Linked DNA regions of Homo sapiens: region 2 is linked to region 1. A link is a contact called in ENCODE Hi-C or POLR2A ChIA-PET data. All regions are on one chromosome and are shown on one strand. Each heading gives the region's core, a stretch centred on a gene start or an enhancer-like site at or near the end of the contact. The rest is flanking DNA. Distances are from core to core; before and after follow the strand shown.

What was found. Hi-C counts contacts between places; a loop is a spot of excess contacts on that map. ChIA-PET counts read pairs that join two places held with the same protein, here RNA polymerase II (POLR2A). Pooled maps may share reads with other maps.
Region 2: a loop to region 1 is called in a map with no recorded cell type, with 6 times the contacts of the local background. The contact joins the enhancer-like site here to the promoter of DET1 in region 1. A Hi-C loop is called at or near these places in 4 of 37 single-sample maps with no recorded cell type and 2 of 50 pooled maps. POLR2A ChIA-PET finds 5 or more read pairs at or near these places in 2 of 52 experiments (H1 and Panc1).

The regions. Positions count from the first base shown.
Region 1 is chr15:88,544,731-88,549,685 of GRCh38, forward strand. It overlaps DET1 (DET1 partner of COP1 E3 ubiquitin ligase), which reads right to left and starts at 1,951. Exons shown (of 5, transcript NM_001144074.3): 1 at 1,810-1,951. LOC124903547 (a long non-coding RNA gene) reads left to right here and starts at 1,855. Exons shown (of 2, transcript XR_007064748.1): 1 at 1,855-2,111; 2 at 2,230-2,603. RefSeq lists a silencer at 1,755-2,114 and an enhancer at 2,681-3,555.
Region 2 is chr15:88,679,556-88,684,510 of GRCh38, forward strand. No RefSeq gene overlaps it. Among named protein-coding and RNA genes, the nearest start is that of ISG20, 43 kb to the left of the region's middle. RefSeq lists an enhancer at 3,811-3,870. Within about 2 kb of position 2,601, at least 3 of the 41 ENCODE cell types and tissues checked have a DNase peak (open chromatin) inside an H3K27ac peak, as active enhancers do.

The DNA of each region.
Region 1 (4,955 bases), core at 701-3,200:
AGGGGTCCCCAGGCCTCGGTCAGGCCCCTTCTAAAACTGTGCCTAAGTCAGGACGTGTATTTGCAAACACCACTTGGAGGGCCGGTACCTCTAAGGAAGTCTCCTTTGCAGTTGATTTTATGTATACTGTTCCCAAAGCCAGCCTGTACCCACGAAGAGCAACACAATCTGCTTGTCCCAAAAGCAGGAAGTGTCGACCTTGTAGCAGGATTTGGGTGCTCTGGGAGCCAAACTGGATGTGTGGAAGTGCCAAAGGTGCAGAAAAAGAACTCCAAAATGTTGACTTTTACCTCTGTCCTGGGAATCACCCTGACGCTAGCTGTCGAGATACTTATCAGTTTTTCTGCCCTGATTGGACATGTGTAAACTTAGCCACCTACTCTGGGGGATCAACCAGATCTTCATTCGGTAACTCGTGCTTCTCATCCTAAATTATGTACTAAAAAAAAAATTGTAATCCTCTTACAATAATATTACGGCATGTCATGGAAATTAACATTTTATATTCCAGGATTTGATGTTGGGACTATGTTCACCATCCAAAATAAATAAATAAATAATAGAAATAAAAATCCTGGTCTCATGGAGCCCACCCAAGCCAATCGGGCCTTTAACTGCTCTAGGTGACCCTATGTTCCAGAAACCCCCTGACAAAGTTGATTTAACTGTTCCTCCACCATTCTTAGTCATAAAAGATACCCTCCAAAAAGTTCGAGAATATCTAGATAGGCAACAACAGGAACGAGAAAATAACATCCCCTGGTATCAAAACATGTTCCACTGGAACCCCTGGCTAACTACTTTAATCACTGGGTTAGCTGGACCTCTCCTCATCATACTATTAAGTTTAATTTTTAGGCCTTGTATATTAAATTGGTTTCTTAATTTTGTAAAACAATGCATAGCTTCTGTCAAACTTATGTATCTTAAGACTCCCCTTGTTAAAACTGAGGAATCAATGATTTGATTCCCCAAAAACACAAGTGGGGAATGTAATGCCCAACCTGGTTTTTACTAACTCTGTTTTTAGACTCTCCCTTAGCTAAGAGAGCCAGACAGACTCCATCTTGGCTCTTTCACTGGCAGCCCCTTCCTCAAGGACTTAACTTGTGCAAGCTGACTCCCAGCACATCCAAGAATGCAATTAACTGATAAGATACTGTGGCAAGCTATATCCACAGTCCCCAAGAATTCATCTGATTGATAACACCCAAAGCCCCACGTCTATCACCTTGTAATAGTCATAAAGCCCCTGCACCTGGAACTGTTTACTTTCCTGTAACCATTTATCCTTTTAACTTTTTGACTACCTAACTTCTGTAAAATTGTTTTAACTAGACCCCCCCTCCCCTTCCTAAACCAAGGTATAAAAGTTAATCAAGCCCCTTCCTCAGGGCCGAGAGAATTTTGAGCGTTAGCGGTCTCTCGGTCACCGGCTAATAAAGGACTCTTAATTCGTCTCAAAGTGTGGCGTTTTCTCTAACACCCCTGGGTACAACACACTAACTCACTGTGTGGTACTAAGTCCTTTACCCTTGCTGGGTCTCAGTTTCCCTATGGGAGAAGGTGCACATGTCCCTCAATTCCTTGCGACGGCCTCTAAACCAGAAGGGGATGCCAAGGGGCGGGCACACATACCCAAAAGGGCGCCCCCGGAAAGAAAAGCCTGGGGCGGGGCCTCAAAGGGAAGAGAATGCTGAGGGAGGGCGGGGGCCGCGGGGCCTCTGGGCATCAGCGTCATGCAGGGAGGAGCCTGCCGGGGAGGGTCTGACGGGCTTGGAGGCTGGGCCAAAAATGGTAAGTCCTCACCTGTCTGGTCCGGGCTCAAAGAGCCAGGGCGAGGGATGCCCCAGCCTGTTCTGTGCGCGCCTCCCCCTGCCCCGCCCCCGCCATGCCCCAGGACTCCTGCACCCGCGGCTGCACGTTCCCGTTTCCGCCAGCCACCGGAACTGCGGCCCAGCAAAAAGGGAAGTAGGGGAGAGCACGGCACTGTTCAGCCAACACTAAGAGACAGGTACAGCGCACCCTTGTGCCCGGAGGAAGGATCGAAGCCGTAGAGGCTCCATGGCTCCGAAGGAAAAATTAAAATGGCACCTAACCTGGCAATCTCTGTGAGTCCCAATGGCAGTGTCTCTGCACCTGCTGGGCACATTTGAAAAAATATGAATAGAATTAATTTTTCACCTATTGATTAGATGCTGAGAAACTTCCTACTCTGTTATCTTCTAGATGGCGAGCACCTTGAAGACTGAGATTGTATTGATCATCTCTGACTAACAGGGAATTTGCCTTGCTAGTTTTAAGATGGAGTTGATTTTAAAATGATGTCACTCTGGCTCTCGTAGGCTCCTGCTTCCCTAACAAAAAGACCTTCAACATCATTAATTATCAGAGAAATGCAAATCAAAACAATGAGATACTACTTCATACCCCTTAGGATGGCTATAATATCTTTAAAAGGAAGATATCACATACTGGTGAGGAGGTGGAGAAATCAAAAGCCTCATACACTGCTGCTGGGATGGGTGCAGTCACTTTCATGGGCGTCCGTGTGAAGAGACCACCAAACAGGCTTTGTGTGAGCAATAAAGCTGTTTATTTCACCTGGGTGCAGGTGGGCTGAGTCCGAAAAGAGAGTCAGCGAAGGGAGATAAGGGTGGGGCTGTTTTATAGGATTTGGGTAGGTAAAGGAAAATTACAGTCAAAGGGGGCTTGTTCTCTCACGGGCAGGAGTGGGGGTCGCAAGGTGCTCAGTGGGGGTGCTTTTTGAGCCAGAATGAGCTAGGAAAAGGACTTTTACAAGGTAATGTCATCACTTAAGGCAAGGACCGGTCATTTACACTTCTTTTGTGGTGGAATGTCATCAGTTAAGGTGGGGCAGGGCATACTCACTTCTTTTGTGATTCTTCACTTATTTCAGGCCATCTGGGCTTATATGTGCAAGTCACAAGGGATGCGATGGCTTGGCTTGGGCTCAAAGGCCTGACATTCCTGCCTTCTTATATTAATAAGAAAAATAAAAATAGTGTTGAAGTGTTGGGGCGGCAAAAATTTTTGGGGGGTGGTATGGAGAGAGAATGAGCGATGTTTCTCAGGGCTGCCTCAAGCGGGATTAGGGGTGGCGTGGGAACCTAGAGTGGGAGAGATTAAGCTGAAGGGAGGTCTTGTGGTAAGGGGTGATATTGTGGGGATGTTAGAAGAAACATTTGTCATATAGAATGATTGGTGATGGCCTGGATATGGTTTTGGATGAATTGAGAAACCAAATGGAATAACAAAAGGAGAAAAACAGGTATAAAAGGTCTAAGAATTGGGATGACTCAGGATATCTGATTAGAGAGTGCCTAAGGAGATTCAGCATAGTCCTGCCAGCAAAGATTATTTATTTACTTCAAGAGTTAAGAGTGGCAGTTTGTGGATAGCACCTGGAGATATCAGCTGTGATGGCTTAGAAAAACAATGTAAACAAGAGCAGGGCAGTGTAAACAAGAGCAGGGCATGTATGAGTAGTTGAGAACGGTGAATAGGAGTATGACTAGACAGAAGATAGCAGGGATGACAAGTTTTTTTGGGGCACAGTCTAAGTTGGTCTGGTGTCTGGAATAAGACTGGGGCCTAATAAAAAGGAGCATCTATACAGGAGCTTAAATGGGCTGTACCCTGTAGCATTCTGAGGACAGGCCTGAATTCTGAGAAGGGAAAGTGGTAAAAGTATTGTCCAGTCCTTTTTAAGTTGGTGGCTGAGCTTGGAGAGGTGTGTTTTTAAAAGACCTTTAGTCCATTCTACTTTTCTTGAAGACGGAGGACTGTAAGGGATATAAAGGTTTCACTGAATACTAAGAGCCTGAAAAACTGCTTGGCTGATTTGACTAATAAAGGCTCGTCTGTTATCAGACTGTATTGAGGTGGGAAGGCTAAACTGAGGAATTATGTCTGACAGAAGGGAAGAAATGACTGCGGTGGCCTTCTCGGACCCTGTAGGAAATGCCTCTACCTATCCAGTGAAAGTGTCTACCTGAACTAAGAGGTATTTTAGTTATCTGACTCAGGGCATGTTGAGTAAAGCTAAGTTGCCAGTCCTGGGTGGGGCAAATCCTCGAGCTTGATGTGTAGGGAAGGGAGGGGGCCTGAATAATCACTGAGGAGTAGTAGAAAAGCAGATGGAACACTGAGAAATTATTTCCTTGAGGATAGATTTCCACGATGGAAATGAAATGAGAGGTTCTAAGAGGTGGGCTAGTGGCTTGTACTATAGCATAACCTGCCTTTGCTGGTGTGTGGCGATTAGGCCTGGTGGAACCACCTTCAATAAATCAAGCGTGATCAGGGTGAGGAACAGGAAAGAAGGAAATTTGGGGAAATGGGGTGAATGTCAGGTGGATCAGAGAGATACAGTCATGGGGGTCAGGTGTGGTATCAGGAATAATGTGGGAGGCCGGATTGAAGTCTGGGCCAGGAACAATGGTAATTGTGGGAGACTCAACAAAGAGTGAGTACAGCTGAAGGAGCCAGGAAGCAGAAAGCATATGCGTCAGGTATGAGGAAGAAAATAGATTTTGGAAGTTACGAGAACTGTAGAGAGTGAGTTGAGCATAGTTTTTGATTTTGAGGGCTTCTAAAAGTATTAGGGCAGCAGCAGTGGCTGCATGGAGACATCATGGCCAGCCTAAAACAGTAAGGTCAAGTTGTTTGGACAAAAAGGCTACAGGATGCGATCCTGGTCCTTATGTAAGAATTCCAACTGCACAGCCCTGCACTTCAGCTGTGTGGAATGAAAAGGGTTGGGATGAGTCAGGGAGAGCTAGAGTGGGGCAGTTTCTAAAGCTGTCTTCAAGGAACGGAAAGAGGAGTGGGGAAAGGATTTAGGATCTATGGGGTCAGCTAGGTTTCCTTTTGTGAGCTTATATAATGGTTTTGTTAGGATGGCAAAACCAGGTATCCAAAGGTGAAAGTAT
Region 2 (4,955 bases), core at 1,351-3,850, 140 kb after region 1:
CTACTAAAAATACAAAAATTAGCCAGGTGTGGTGGCAGGCACCTGTAGTCCCAGCTACTTGGGAGGCTGAGGCAGGAGAATCGCTTGAATCAGGGAGGCAGAGGTTGCAGTGAGCTGAGATCACACCACTGCACTCCAGCCTGGGTGACAGAGCAAGAGCGAGACTCTGTCTTAAAAAAAATTATCTGGTCTTTTAAGCTTCTGTACTGAAAGTGAGGCCCAGTCTCTCACCAAGACTCACAAGATGGGGACGTTCTCAATATCGAGGGGTGGGGGTGAGTTCAGGTGCTCAATAGTAACCCTCCATGAAGATGTCCCTCACACAGCACTGTTGGTTTGGTAGGAGGATTAAATGAGATGATGTATGGCCAAGTGATTCTCAGACATTTCTCCTAAAGGCAGAGAAATAGAATGTATCCTCATCTGGATGTCCAGCCTGCAGCCTTAAGTTGCAAGCTTGTGTTACATTTATTTGACAAACATTTATGAAGCTCCTGCCATGTGGCAAGTCCTCTTCTCAGCACTGGGAATACATCAGTCAGCAAAACAGACATAACTCCTACTGTGGTGGATTTCTATTCTATCATTTATCTTTGGAGTCTTATGTTTTGCTTGGAAATGCGTGCAGACGATTGCATTCTATTCCCTAATAGGACCATAACAATATACTCATAACATATGAGGTCTTGTTTTAATACAAAAGTAATGGCTTCCTACCAAAATTTTGGCGACTCAGTGAGCTGGCGGTTGCCTTGCCTCATTTGTTTGAAGAAATGGAAGACTATTTTTTTATGTACCTATATTTGAGCAAGTTTTCATTGACACCGAAAACAAATCTTGAACTGAGTTTATGGAAGGAACGAAGAGAAAGCTCATGGGAAGGGGCAGGATAATGGGAAGATGGGGCCCTGCCAGCCTCTGTCAGGGGCCAGGAGCGGAATACCCTGGAAGTCCGTCCTTCTGCCTGAGGCACTAGGAAGGCTCACATGCTCTTTCTTTTAAGGGGTTCTCTTGAAGAGCGGTCCCAGGCTGGCACTGAGAGTGCCACTGGGTGGCAGCAGTTCTGGGTTGGGGGGCCACTGGCTCTGAGCTCAGCATGGACTTGAGGGCCACAGTCATCAGGCAGCCTAGGAGATGGCATGCAGCTGGCAGCAGTGGCCAGCCAGGAGACGGAGGGGCAGGCAGGCTGTGGCCTGGACAAGGGAAGCAACGTCTCTTGGCAGAGGTGCGAGAGGTGGCGATGGCCCTAGGGTTTGCAGGTCCAGATGCAGAGTGGGAAGGAGGCCCAGCAGGATCCGCCCATCCCATGATGGGTGGTTTTGGAGGGCTTTGTTGCCTAAGGAAATTCACTCTCCTTCCCAGGCATAAGACTGAAGGGGTTTATGAAAAACAGATGCTGGTTGAAGTGCGGGTGAGGGGAATTGTGGTCCCCACCCTGAGGGGGATGGGGTTGAACTGAGCTTTCCCCACCCCCTTCCCAATCCCTGTTCAGAAGCCGACTCAGAAAAGGCCAACTGGTGAACGAACCCTCAGCAGACCAGCGTGGCGACAGAAAAGGCCCTGGGATTCCAGCTCACACAAGGACCTACAAGGATATGGGTTAAAGTGGGCAGTTGTTGACATAACAATGATAAAAAGAAGTAATATATAACACTCACTGCATGCCAAGCACCACTCTCAATTCCTTCGTTCCTCCCAGCAGTCTTGTGAATTAGGTGCCCTAGGCAGAGCTAGGATCCTGGCAGTTGGCTTCAGGGTCTTAAACCCTGTCTGGCATTGACCTTGTATCTTATACCCCAGAGGGGAAGAATAGGCAATATTTTTTCAGCAGCAACTCTCTGATTAGGTGATTTATTACCCCTATTTCATTTTACCTTCCCCCATTTTATAGATGATGAAACTGAGGCTCAGAGAGTACACTACATAACTTGCTTAAAGTCGCAGTTACTCCGTGGCAGAACCTGGATTTGAATGCAAGTCTGTCTCACTGCAAAGCTTGGCAACATCACAGTATCGCAATAAACACAGAGCCCCTTCTCCCTCCTCCTGGACTCATGTCAGTCCTGGTCTGGCTGCAATGTCCCACTCAGGGGTCCTGCAGCAGCTGCCCTTCGTCTTAGCCAGACCACTTCCTGTTGGTGAGCCACCCAGAAAAAGCCAGAGAGAGCATGAAGAACTTTAGACAGGGCTGATGGAAGCCTCTGCCGCCCTCTCTCTCTCCAGCCGGCCTGCCTCCCTTCAGTGACCTTCGGACAGGAGCCAGCCACACAGACAAGGGCCGCATGGATCAGCAGCCTGTGGCCGGCCCCCGAGGGCGGGCAGCCAGGTGCCAGTGGCTGCAGGAGAGAAGGGCCCCTCTTCTCTCCACTCAAAGGTGGATTGAGGAAGGCTGGCTCCATGATTTTTCCAAGAAGCTCATCCAGAGCCAGAGAATGGGAACATCTGTGCCCTGGGCTCTGTCCTGGACGCGGCTCAGGCCACAGTCTGGGGCTGGCGTCAGCTGGAGACAGCCCTGCGTGGAGGAGGCTCTGTCCCACTGGCCAGTGGTGGGGCCACTCCCAGCTGGCAGGCTGATGAGGGGTAGCCGTTGGCCTCCACTCCTGGGAGAGAGGGAGCCCAGGCCAGTCAGGGGAGGGAGCACAGGGCCTGAGGCTTGGGCACCAGGGGCCATCTGCATGGGCTGTTTATGCAGCAGGACTGGCAGAAGCCCCAGAGAACCCGCACATGGACCTGGGGGCACAGCTTCTCCTCCCCAGTTCCTGGACCCAAGGCCTCTCCCTTCCCCATCTGCCTTTGGTGACAGGCATGTGTGGGCATTCCTTACCTCCCCCACCAGCCTGATCATCAAAGCAACAAGGGAACTTAGAGATCATCTGGCCAGCTTATTTTCCCCTGTCCCTTTTTTTCACTTGGTATATTTTTTAAATTTAAGTTTTAGTTTTTTGAAAAGGTAATATATGTGCGTGATTCAAATATCAAAGTGCTATGAGAAGGTATACATTGAGAAATGTCATTTCCACCTGCAGCTTCATCTACTCTCCCCCTGGCCACCCCCACCCCACCTGATACCACAGGACGGTACACATTAGCTTCGTATGCATCCTTCCAGGGCTTCTGTATGCAAATCAAACATATAGATATTTATTTTTAATTCTCCCCTTTAATTATATAAAAATTAGCATACTAGGCCTGGTGCAATGGCTCATGCCTGTAATCCAAGCACTTTGAGAGGCCGAGGTGGGCGGATCACCTGAGGTTGGGAGCTCGAGATCAGCCTGACCAACATGGAGAAACCCTGTCTCTACTAAAAATACAAAACTAGCTGGGCATGGTGGTGCATTCCTGTAATCCCAGCTACTCAGGAGGCTGAGCAGGAGAATCGCTTGAACCTGGGAGGCGGAGGTTGTGGTGAGCCGAAATCATGCCATTGCACTCCAGCCTGGGCAACAAGAGTGAAACTCTGTCTCAAAAACAAACAACAAACAGACAAACAAAAACAAAAACAAAAACAAAAAAAAATTTAGCACACTAGACATCCTTCCATATCTTGCTTTTTAAATTTGCTATATCCTGGAGACATTTTTTTTAAATCATTTTGAGAGCACCTTCATTTTCCCAACTGTATTGTATTCTATTTTGTGGCTGTATGATAATTTACTAGCCAGATTTTAGAGATGAACACATGGTTGGTTTCCAGTCTTTCCAATCTTATTTTTAATTTCCAATCTTATTTTTAAACGAAGTCTTGTGAGGGAGCTTGATTGATGCCAAGCTGTTCTGGTTAGAGGAGATGATGGGTGAAGCCAACCTCCAACTTGCAACCTCCACCATCCCTGCCAGGTCTTGGAAGAACTTCATCAGAACCCTAGGCCTCCATGAAACACAGTAAAAACTATGATCTTGTCCTCATTGGCTCATTGTATAAATGTGAAACCGAGACTCAGAACAGGAACAAGACTGATCTGAGACCACAAGGTTAGCCTGCGGCAGAACTGGAGCTACAAACAAGATCACCTGGGCTCTACTCACTACACTATACATATTTCATCCTCAGGAGTCCCAGGCCAGGGCTCTGGGGCCAGTTGACTAGAGTCGAAGGCAGGTCTTTCTGTGGACCCAGCCATGGACCTAGCCACAGACTCAGCCATAGACTCACCCATGGACCCAGCCATATACCCAGTTATAGACCCAGCCATACACTCACTCATAGATCCAGCCATGGACCCAGCTATAGGCCCAGCTATAGACTCACTCATAGACCCAGCCACACTCCCAGCCATAGACCCAGCCACGGACTCAGCTGTGGACCCATCCATAGACCTAGGCATGGACTGAGCCATAGACCCAGCCATGGATCTAGCCATATACTCACCTATAGACCCATCCATGAATCCAGCTGTGGACCCAGCCACATAAGCCATAGACACCTATAGCTCTTGAGTCATAGACACCCATAGGTCTAGCCATGAACCTAGCCATAGACTCACCCATAGACCCAGTTGTGGACCCAGAAGTCAACCCAGCCATAGACCCAGCCATGCACCCAGTCACAGATTTAATTAATTAATTAATTTATTTATTAATTTATTTATTTTTGAGACAGAGTTTTGCTCTTGTCACCTAGGCTGGAGTGCAATGGCATGATCTTGGCTCACTGCAACCTCCGCCTCCTGGGTTCAAGCCATTCTCTTGACTCAGCCTCCTGAGTAGCTGGGATTATAGGCACGTGCCACCATGCCCAGCTAATTTTTGTATTTTTAGTAGAGACGGGGTTTCACCATGTTGGCAAGGCTGGTCTGGAACTCCTCACCTCAGGTGATACACCCTCCTTGGCCTCCCAAAGTGCGGGATGACAAGTGTGAGCCACTGTGCCTGGCCCCCAGACACAGATTTAAGTGTAGATCCAGCCATGCACCCAGCTGAAGATCCTGGATCTGCCTCTCTCCCACTCTGTG